Linked DNA regions of Homo sapiens: all the other regions are linked to region 1. The links are chromatin contacts, found by Hi-C or POLR2A ChIA-PET in ENCODE. All regions are on one chromosome and are shown on one strand. The core of a region is the stretch at or near the end of the contact, and the rest is flanking DNA. Distances in the headings are between cores, read along the strand shown.

Region 1 (3,560 bases), core at 705-3,204:
CGGGAGGTGGAGGTTGCAATGAGCTGAGATGGCGCCACTGTACTATAGCCTGGGTGACAAAGCGAGACTGCGTCTCAAGTGGGAAAAAAAAAAAAAAAAAAAAAAAAAGGGGCACAGTCTTCTGCATTCTCAGGTAAACAAGAATATAAGTATCCAACATTCATGTATTATATGTAATACATATTATGTGTGGCCGGGCATGGTGGCTCACGCCTGTAATCCTAGCACTTTGGGGGCCGAGGTGGGCAGATCACGAGGTCAGGAGATCAAGACCATCCTGGCTAACACGGTGAAACCCCGTCTCTACTAAAAATACAAAAAGTTAGCTGGGCGTGGTGGCGGGCGCCTGTAGTCCCAGCTACTCAGGAGGCTGAGGCAGGAGAATGGCGTGAACCCGGGAGGCGGAGCTTGCAGTGAGCCGAGATCGCGCCACTGCACGCCAGCCTGGGCGACAGAGCAAGACTCCGTCTCAAAAACAACAACAACAACAAATTAGCCAGGCATGGTGGCGGGCGCCTATAGTCCCAGCTACTCGGGAGGCTGAGGCAGGAGAATCGCTTGAACCCGGGAGGCGGAGGTTGCAGTGAGCCAAGATCGTGCCACTGCACTCCAGCCTGGGCGACAGAGAGAGACTCCGTTTCAAAAAAAAAAAAAAACAAAAGCAAAAACAAAAACAAAAAAACATATAAGTATGTATTAAAAAATAGCAATAAGAAAAAAAAAGACAGTAAGCTCCATGAAGATATAAGCTCCGTGATCCACTATGGCATCTCCAGTGACAGACAGCATCCAGCAACTTACTTGGTACTAAAATGTATTAAAGGAATGAATGAAATACTACTTTGCAATCTTGTCTGCCTTCTCTAACCAACAGAGGTGCAAAAATATCACATTCTAATTATGTATCAGGTATTTATATGTCTGCGAAGGAAGACCTGTCTCGTTAATTTTTTATCCCCAACAGCCTAGAAAATGTTGAAAGAAAAAAGATGGGGGAAAAAGCCCTTTTCTGTAACAAGTTAGAATAGGACCCACATACATTTTGTTACTAACAAAACGTCCAGCTTGTCTTTCTTCTTTGAAAACTGCATGGCCTTAAGAGGAGTCCATTCTAATTAGGAAAAAAGTCACCTTTTCAGAAGCAGGCGCTTCCCACTCCATGCAAAGTGAAGCCAAGTTAGCAAAACCGCAAAGACTTGGCTAATTCAAATACAAGCTAATTTATTATTATTGGCGCAAATTAGCCACTTTCTTTTGCTACGCATGTCAATGTCCACAATCATACCGACCCTTTCCTGTAGGGCGAATGTCTCACCAGTAGCTGGTGAGAAGCACAGCTCTTCTCAGCCAAAACCGACAGAGACTGGAATTTGTGCAGTGCAGTAATCCAAAGCCGTCGAGTAGATATGCCTGCTTTAAAATCTGCATCTCGTAAGAAATGCCTTAATTTTCCATATTAGGAGCTGAGAAACCAAGTCCCCTGAGCCCTTCAGGGACAAGTTCTTTTCCAAATACTACAACCACCTCCAACCACCCAACAATGCCTCAGGCCGAGGGTGGGCCACACGCGACCCAGCGCTAAAGGGTCACAGCCAAGCTGTCCGCCTCCTGCCTTCCCTTTAAAGAAGCCGCACACAAGGGAGCTGCCCGGGAGTTCAACTTCCGGCCACATAGTGAGAGGATGTTTTCCTACTGGAGCTGAGCCGCGGGGGCGCGCCCCCCGGCCGCGCCCTCCTAGCCACGCCCTCCACGCCCGGCCTTCCGAGAGCGAGCTCGGTCGGACGCACGGAAAGGGCTGGGCCACGTGGGCGGCTGCTGAGTGGTTCGCCTTCGCCTCTCAGCGCGCAGTCAGGCGGAGGCAAGCTCAGAGCGCACGGACAGAGCGGTAGCGCGCGCCCGCGCGCGTTCTTAGTACTCTCCCCGGTGACGTGCCTGACCGAGGCCGCGCCAGGGCGCTGTTGCTGCCAATACAGCTGTCATGGCGTCCAAGGCGCTGGCTGCGGAGAAGTGGCCGCGGTCTCCATAGAGCTGGGGGCGGGCGGCCCGGTATGGAGAGCAGCCCCGAGAGCCTGCAGCCGCTAGAACACGGGGTGGCGGCCGGGCCAGCGTCAGGGACAGGTTCTTCGCAGGAAGGGCTACAGGAGACCAGGCTCGCCGCTGGTGATGGTCCTGGGGTATGGGCGGCGGAGACCAGCGGCGGGAATGGGCTGGGGGCGGCGGCCGCCAGGAGGAGCCTCCCGGACTCGGCTTCTCCCGCGGGCTCTCCTGAGGTTCCCGGACCCTGCAGCTCCTCCGCGGGTTTGGACTTGAAGGACAGTGGTTTGGAGAGTCCTGCTGCCGCCGAGGCGCCTCTGAGAGGGCAGTACAAGGTGACCGCCTCCCCGGAGACAGCCGTGGCCGGAGTGGGTCATGAGTTGGGTACCGCCGGAGACGCGGGAGCCCGCCCGGATCTCGCCGGCACCTGCCAAGCAGAACTGACCGCCGCCGGCTCCGAAGAGCCCAGCAGCGCCGGCGGCCTCAGCAGCAGTTGCAGCGACCCGAGCCCTCCTGGGGAATCTCCGAGCCTGGACTCTCTGGAGTCGTTCTCTAACCTGCATTCTTTTCCCAGTAGCTGCGAGTTCAATAGTGAGGAGGGAGCGGAGAACAGGGTCCCTGAGGAGGAGGAGGGCGCGGCGGTGTTGCCCGGGGCTGTTCCTCTGTGCAAGGAGGAGGAGGGGGAGGAGACCGCTCAGGTGCTGGCGGCCTCCAAGGAACGCTTCCCGGGACAATCTGTGTATCACATCAAGTGGATCCAGTGGAAGGAAGAGAACACACCCATCATCACCCAGAATGAGAACGGACCCTGCCCCTTGCTGGCCATCCTCAATGTTTTGCTCCTGGCCTGGAAGGTACATTCTGCAGCTTTCTACTTCCTACAGCTTTTGGGGTGGAGGAAAACGGGGTGAGGGAGCTGCTGCATGTCAGGTGATGGCTTCCTTTCTTTCCTCATTCATCAGTCCCCTTCTTACATGAAATTCATTCCAAGACTTCCATGTTGAAGGAATATTCCTTTATACATATATCGAAAAGAATTGCCCCTAACCTCAGTCTTCTCTTGTAGTGTTTAAGAGTTCAACATTCAATTGTGGTTGATACACTTAGAAACAAGAAGGACTTAGAGCATCTTAAATCTTATGATTATTTTAAACTATAATTTCCTACATTTTCTTACTGACCTTATCACATATGCAAAAAAGTGAAGAATTGGAGAAAGTAATCTTCAGAAGTTACCATCAATCCGTGATATCATGGACTAAGTTTTCATGGTTATATTTAGTTTGATTTCCAACTAATGCCCCATTTGTGTGTAGATACTTAAGAGAATGGTGATGGGGAAGATGTGGCTCTTTAGACAAATTCCATTTAAGGAAAAGCATTGGTCTGAGACCCAATTACCGTAACTTCTTGGTTTTCAAAGATTGTTTTCATTTTATGCATGATTTTTACTTGCCTCATTTCTTTGGCTCTCCTTAAATGGTTTGGCATTATTACCAGTAACCATGCATCCGAATGTGTTAAGG
Region 2 (3,560 bases), core at 430-2,929, 470 kb after region 1:
TTTATACATGTATTATTTTGTATACATTTCAGCATATCTAAAGAATAAATTCTTTTCAGCAGAACTGCTGAGTCGAATGGCATACATGTGTAAGTTTAACAGATTTTGCTGAAATGTTCTTCATTAAAATGTACTAGTTCATCTCCTACCAGCAATGTATGAGAACAACTGTGTCCCTACTTCCTACCAATCAAGCGTTTAAAACATGGTAAGATTCTGGCCAATCTGATAGGCAAAAAATAGTTTTCTAATGCAGTTTTAATTTGCATTTTTCTTCTTATCATGATGGTGAACATACTTTCATGTTTTGTGAGTAATTTATATTTCCTTTTCTATGAGTTGTCTTTCATGTCCTTTGTTTATTTTCCTTTTGGGCTGCTGATCTTTTTATTGATTTGTAGGAGTTCATTATATATTAGGCACATCTACCTTAAAATATGCTATTCCTTAATCCCAGCACTTTGGGAGGCCGAGGAGGGCAGATCACCTGAGGTCAGGAGTTCGAGACCAGACTGGCCAACATAGTGAAACCCCCGTCTCTACTAAAAATACAAAAATTAGCTGGGCATGGTGGGGCACACCTGTAATCCCAGCTACTCAGGAGGCTGAGGCAGGAGAATCTCTTGAACCCGGGAGGCAGAGGTTGTGGTGAGCCGAGATCGCGCCACTGCACTACTCCAGCCTGGGCAACAGAGCAAGACTCTGTCTCAAAAAAGAAAAAAAAAAAATATATACACACACACACACACACACACACACACACACACACACACACACACACACAAACACACATACATATGCTATTCCTTTCCATTCCAGATTTCAAGTTTCACAGTTATAGAAGAACCAGTGTCTTTTCTGTGGAAGAAAAATTCTTTTCTAACAGCAAATGGAGCCTCTTACATTTCCCATAACATAAGGTATCATAATGGGCCACTGCCCACTCACCTGGACTTTGGTCCCTCCTCCAGACACTCTGGAGATGTAGCTCATGATATATTTGGCAGCCACTGTTTTTCCAGCACCACTTTCACCACTAAAGAAAGACAGACAAAGAATCCACCTGAGAAGTGGATTGCGACCAGCTCCCTTCCTTGTCTCCCCCATCACACAAAACAAACAAACAAACAAAAAAACAAAAAAAACAGGCAGAAAAGAATTTTTTTTTTTAAGTACAATACCAGTAGAGAAAGGCAAGTTACAGCAGGATTAGGTCGCCCATGTGACCCGTGTGAGCCGGATTAACATGGTGTGGATAATTACCACTGTGCACACCACTGACCATTAAGCATTTTACATGCCCAATAATGGGGGATATGATTAGGAAAATTATGGAGTATCACAAGGGTGGAATTCTACATAAATTACAACTGACATGAAGACTGTAAACACAGGAAACAAGCAAATGAAATCATGTTAAGTGAAATAAGTCATTCAAGTTATATACAAAACATGATTACAATTTTTTTTTCTTAAAAAAAAGACTGGAACTACCACAAAATATTAACAAAGGCTTTGGTCAAGCCAGAGACTAGAGAAACTTGTTTTAATTCATTAGTTTTCAAACATTTTATAATGCATATGCTATTTTTGTAATTTAAAAAAAGAAAAGAAAAAGTGGGCACTCTGAGGTTTCAAACCATGTGCCTTGAATTGATGCAAGCTTCCTTATTTTAGAAGTTCTAAAATTAAACCTTGAAGCAATATTAATCACATCCGGAGTAACAAAGGCCACCTTCCGCTGGGTAGCCTTCCTGCATGGGGAGAGCCTTTTGTTAATAATATATAGTCTGCTCTTCAAAATCCCCATTCTTCCTACAAAATCCCCCTGAATTGATAATGACCTCAATTCAAAACATGCTTAAGTCAGTCAGATTTTTCATCTTTCTATTGGTACCCTTTGTGTTACCAGGATAGAATTAAAGAACCCCATATCATATAAAATGATGGTGGGAGTTAGTATGAAAAATGCAGACTGCTACAAGTTCATAGGACAATATTTTTGTTCGCGCTTCGCGATAAAAAATTTTAGGGCGCAGAGCAAATGTTCTTCTATGAATATCCAGCCCAAATTAATTGTTATCGATTGCTGAGTTACTCAAGGAAAGAGAAAACATTTGCTTGGGGAACAACCAAGCAAGGTGACACTCCTATTCCCAAAAGGAAACTGAAATTTGAAATAATTTTACATTTCAAAACAAAACAAAAGAAACAAATGAACAGAGAATTGAGCTGGCCATATAGCGAAACTCAGAACTTTGCTGAATTTCCTTGAACTAATAATACGGTTTTAAAGAAATTATGGGGAGGCGGGAACCATCCTCTGTTCAGAGCTCATGACCTGCAAAAGTCTGAACCCACCTATGCAAGTCACTCACCATCCTAGTGCTATGCTCCTGGCTTCCTGGTCACATGAATAAGAAAACCAAACTGAAATTTCGTAAGCTACAGTAGCAAGTAGAAAACCAGCAAGCCTGGGACGAGGTGTCACACTCTTCCAGAGGACATGCTTACTCACAGGCAGCAACTAGGTCGGGCAAATTCAACTCCATGGGGAAATTATCTTTTCAAATGGTTGACATACTCAGATGATGTATTTACTAGATCCAGGGTCAACACACACACTCTCTCATTGGAATTACACGGTTTGGCAACAATGAAACTCCATTTTAGAAGTTGTAAACAATGTAAACATTCAAGAATATTGGAAAGTCCAAGCTTACAATGGCACAACCACCCAATATAATACTGCACAGGCATTTGAAGTACTTACAAAGAGTATGTAGCAACATAAAGATAATGCAGCCTAAGTTAAGTGGTAATGTGAATAGAAGATACTATATTTATAACAAGTTTACAACTATGTGAAAATAATGTATGGGCAAAAACAAATTGACAAGGAAAAAGAAATATTCCTTACTTGTTAGGAGGCTGGTATAGGAATGGTTTTTTTGAAATGGAGTCTCACTTTGTCACCCAGGCTGGAGTGCAGTGGCACAATCTTGGCTCACTGCAATCTCTACCTCCTAGGTTCAAATGATTCTCCTGCCTCAGCCTCCCAAGTATCTGGGATTACAGGTGTGCACCACCATGCCTAGCTAATTTTTTAATTTTTAGTAGAGACGGGGTTTCACCATGTTAGCCAGACTGGTCCCAACTCCTGACCCCAGGTGATCCGCCTGCCTTGGCCTCCCAAAGTGCTGGGATTACAGGTGTGAGCCACGACACCTGGCTCTTTTTCCTTTTCATGTGCTTTCTCATAATTTTCTATTTTTTTTAGATTTTTATGCCGGGTACAATGGCTCGTGCCTGTAATCCTAGCACTTTGGGAGGCCAAGGTGGACGGATCATTTGAGGTCAGGAGTTCGAGACCAGCCTGGCCAACATGGTGAATCCCCGTCTCTACTAAAAATACAAAAACTAGCTGGGCGTGATGGCAGGTGCCTGTAATCCCAGCTACTCAGGAGGCTGAGGCAGGAGAATCTCTTGAACCCGGGAGGCAGAGGTTGCATTGAGCCAAGATTGTGCCACTGCACTCCATCCTGGGCAACAAGAATGAA
Region 3 (3,560 bases), core at 492-2,991, 330 kb after region 1:
AGAATAATGGCCTCTAGCTCCATCCAGGTTGCTGCAAAAGACATTATTTTGTTCCTTTTTATTGCTGAGTAGTATTCCATGGTGTATATATACCACATTTTCTGTACCCACTCGGTCGATGGGCACTTAGGTTGGCAATTGTGAATTGTGCTGCTGTAAACATACATGTGCAAGTGTCTTCTTCATATAATGACTTCTTTTCCTTTGGGTAGATACCCAGTAGTGGAATTGCTGGACCAAATGGTAGAACTACTTTTTGTTCTTTAAGGAATCACCATACTTTTTTCCATAGAAGTTGTACATTCCTACCAGCAGTGTTTAAGCATTCCCTTTTCCCCACATCCACGCCTACACTGTTTTTTGACTATTGTTTTTTGAGGTTTTTTTTCTTTTTTAGACAGGGTTTCAATGTGTTGCCCAGGCTGGAGTACTGTGGCACAATCATGGCTCACTGCAGCCTCAGACTCATGGGATCAAGGGATCCTCCTGCCCCAACACACGGCCCCCCGCCCCCCGCCCCCCGCCCCCCTCCCAGTACCTGGGACTACAGGTGCTCACCACTACACCCGGCTAATATTTGTATTTTTGTAGAGACGGGGTTTTGCCATGTTGCCCAGGCTGGTCTTGAACACCTGGGCTCAAATGATCTGCCCAACAGGCCTCCCAAAGTGCTGGGATTACAGGTGTGAGCCACTGCGCCCGGCCTTTTTTTCTGACTTTTTAATGATGGCCATTCTTGCAGGAGTAAGGTGGTATCTCCTTGTGGTATTAACTTGCATTTCTTCGATGATCAGTGATGTTGAGCATTTTTTCATGTATTTGTTGGCCATTTGAATATCTTTTGAGAAATATCTATTCATGTCCTTTGCCCATTTTTTGATGGCATTATTTTCTTTCTTGCTGATTTGAGTTCCTTCTAGATTCTGGACACTAGGCCTTTTTCCGATGCATAGTTTGCAAATATTTTCTCTTAATCTGTGGTTGTCTATTATTTCTTTTGATGTGCAGAAGCTTTTTAGTTTAATTAGGTCCCATTTATGTATTTTTGTTTTTGTTGCATTTGCTTTTGGGGTCTTAGACATGAATTCTTTGCTTGGGCTGATTATTAGACGAACATTTATTGAGCACCAACCATATACGACAAACGATGTACTAGGTGTTGGGAATACAATGGAGAACTTACATGAATCACCAGTCACACAAATCTCTTTTATCTTTTTTTTTTTTTTTTTGCCTTACTTGAGAATTTGGGTTTTTGAGTAAACGCCATTATTCTCTCTTTTTTTAAGCACACTTTTGCATCTCAACCACCTAACACACTGCATCCCTGAGCAACCCGGAGGGGCCGGTTCCTGCACCCAGGCCAACACAACTTAAACCCCAACACACCAGAAGAGGAATAAAGGCCAACCAACTTCCGCCCACCCACTACAAACGTCGAGAGAAATTCGTAGATGAGGCCTTGTCAAAATTCAGAGGCGTCCTACGTCTGCTTTCCCAATGAGACAGTTCCTTTTTGTTTGTCTCAGAGACTGGGGTTTTTTTTTTTTTAAAAGACTGTAGGCAGAAAAAACACCCCAACCGGCTGTTGTGACAATCAAACGTGTCTAAGAAAATTCAGCCAATGAGAGTGCGAGAGTGCATCTTGTGTTGGCCAATGAGAACAGCGACCCGTGCGCAGGGCCGCCCAATGGGGCGCAAGCGACGCGGTATTTGAATCCTGGAACAAGGCTACAGCGTCGAAGATCCCCAGCGCTGCGGGCTCGGAGAGCAGTCCTAACGGCGCCTCGTACGCTAGTGTCCTCCCTTTTCAGTCCGCGTCCCTCCCTGGGCCGGGCTGGCACTCTTGCCTTCCCCGTCCCTCATGGCGCTGCTCCGACGCCCGACGGTGAGTGTGCCCGGGGACCGCTCTCAGAGGCGAGTCCGTCGGCCCCACAGCTCCCCTGTCGCTTCTCTCATCTGCTCCGAGCTTCTCCGTCCCAACCGGGGCTGCTTTTCTCTTCTCCGGAGCTCACTGCTTCGCCCGCGTCCCTGGCCCTGCGGCCGGTCCTCTCCGGCCCGCCTTTCCCCGTCTGGATTCCGCCCTCCCCTAACCCCTCCCTGCCCCGGGGTGGGAGAAGTGTAGGAAAGCGCTTCCGAGATGGCGCCTGTCAAGTGAGCCCCCAGAGCACTAGGCCTAGTACTCAGCGAGCGATCCCCGAGTGCTCTTCATTGCTAGAGAGTTATCTACTTCCACGTTCCTGGGATTTCCCTCCCCCTTTCTTACAACTCCTTGCCAACTAAGGGACCTGTGATGGCGGCTGGGAGGAGGACTGGAAGGGTTCTGTAGGCAGTAAAGTGTACGGCGTGTTTCATCAGGCAACTGCCAGGCTGTTTTTCAGATTGTTCACATTTCTTTTTGTATGAGTTTCCCATTTATTTCGGCACGCTAAGTCTTCCATGCTACGTTCACTAATAAATGGGTTTGTCCCCTTAAAAAATTAATTTCTTTACTCAAATGTAACAGAGGTTTTTGAATATAATTTGGACCAATGTGGCAGACTGAGAGAAAAGGGTCCAAATTCATTTATTTCATCCTTGCAGAGATCAAAGTGTTATGGTGTTTTGGGTATTTTTCCTGTGGGCTTGAATTGTACCGGGACCTACTTTTTTCCTTTGCCGAAAGCTAGAGGGCCCTGACACACCTGAGTTCCATCATCTTGGCTATAAGGTTAGATAAAAGCTGCCAATTTTCCTATCCAGATGAATTTAAATTGAGTCACATTACCAGGCTTCTACCCATAAGCATTACATTTTCAAACACTTTTTCAGATTGGCAGTTGCTGCTGGAAGAAATTGAAGTGTGACTTTTGAGAATCCTAATAGATTGAATACATTTAGCATTTAATTAATATCCTTTTGTGGATCTAAGTCCAACTGACAAGTAATTTTTTATAATAATGTATTCTATAACGTTATTTAATAGTCAAAACCTTTCTGTTCAGGGAAGGCTTGAGTTTCCCTGGCCCCTCTCTCTGCCTGGTAGATCCACTCAAACCCCTTGTTGGGAGTTTTATTAGAGTCGGGACCCTGAACTCTCAGGGATAGGACATGCTGGTTTTTTGCTTTTTTCTTTTTTAATGAAATGTTTATCACTTCTATAATAAACTTTTTTTGGTATGAGTTGCTTTTCCTAGCAAGTTTTATTTCCAAGCACATTATGTCTAAAGCAGGTTAAGGTCAACTGACAATTTTTATTTCATACAATTCCAACCTTCCCTGAGTTTGGGAGCTAAAACTATATTACTCAAGAAAACTACTTCCATTCTAAATGTCCTTAATATAAGAGAAAATCCATTCTATGGCAACCTCATTTTAAAAAGCTGTAGTTCTAAAAGATCATGCATACAGGAGCATTTCTTATTTGTGAAATGGCATAAGAATCAAAGCTAGTTTAGGTTTTAAACATCTGGTTTTTAAACAACCAGACCTATTATTAACTATTAATATTATAGCTTTATTATTTTTCATCTTAATTTACTTTTTACCAAGCTCTGTAAAGGAAGGTTTTTAAATATATG

Evidence for each region. Hi-C counts contacts between places; a loop is a spot of excess contacts on that map. ChIA-PET counts read pairs that join two places held with the same protein, here RNA polymerase II (POLR2A). Pooled maps may share reads with other maps.
Region 2: a loop to region 1 is called in a pooled map, with 4 times the contacts of the local background. The contact joins the enhancer-like site here to the promoter of MINDY2 in region 1. A Hi-C loop is called at or near these places in 2 of 50 pooled maps. POLR2A ChIA-PET finds 5 or more read pairs at or near these places in 2 of 52 experiments (HepG2 and naive thymus-derived CD4-positive, alpha-beta T cell).
Region 3: a loop to region 1 is called in a map of B cell, with 3 times the contacts of the local background. The contact joins the promoter of CCNB2 here to the promoter of MINDY2 in region 1. A Hi-C loop is called at or near these places in 3 of 168 maps with a recorded cell type or tissue (B cell, CD4-positive, alpha-beta T cell and CD8-positive, alpha-beta T cell), 2 of 37 single-sample maps with no recorded cell type and 11 of 50 pooled maps.

What each region holds. Positions count from the first base shown.
Region 1 is chr15:58,769,348-58,772,907 of GRCh38, forward strand. MINDY2 (MINDY lysine 48 deubiquitinase 2) reads left to right here and starts at 1,955. Exons shown (of 9, transcript NM_001040450.3): 1 at 1,955-2,888. The coding sequence starts at 2,049. MINDY2-DT (MINDY2 divergent transcript) reads right to left here and starts at 1,627. Exons shown (of 2, transcript NR_135474.1): 1 at 1,040-1,627. RefSeq lists an enhancer at 892-1,817 and a silencer at 1,630-1,909.
Region 2 is chr15:59,235,637-59,239,196 of GRCh38, forward strand. MYO1E (myosin IE) reads right to left here. Exons shown (of 28, transcript NM_004998.4): 5 at 949-1,036. Among named protein-coding and RNA genes, the nearest start is that of LDHAL6B, 31 kb to the left of the region's middle. Within about 2 kb of position 1,680, at least 4 of the 41 ENCODE cell types and tissues checked have a DNase peak (open chromatin) inside an H3K27ac peak, as active enhancers do.
Region 3 is chr15:59,103,405-59,106,964 of GRCh38, forward strand. CCNB2 (cyclin B2) reads left to right here and starts at 1,742. Exons shown (of 9, transcript NM_004701.4): 1 at 1,742-1,888. The coding sequence starts at 1,865. RefSeq lists an enhancer at 1,265-1,554.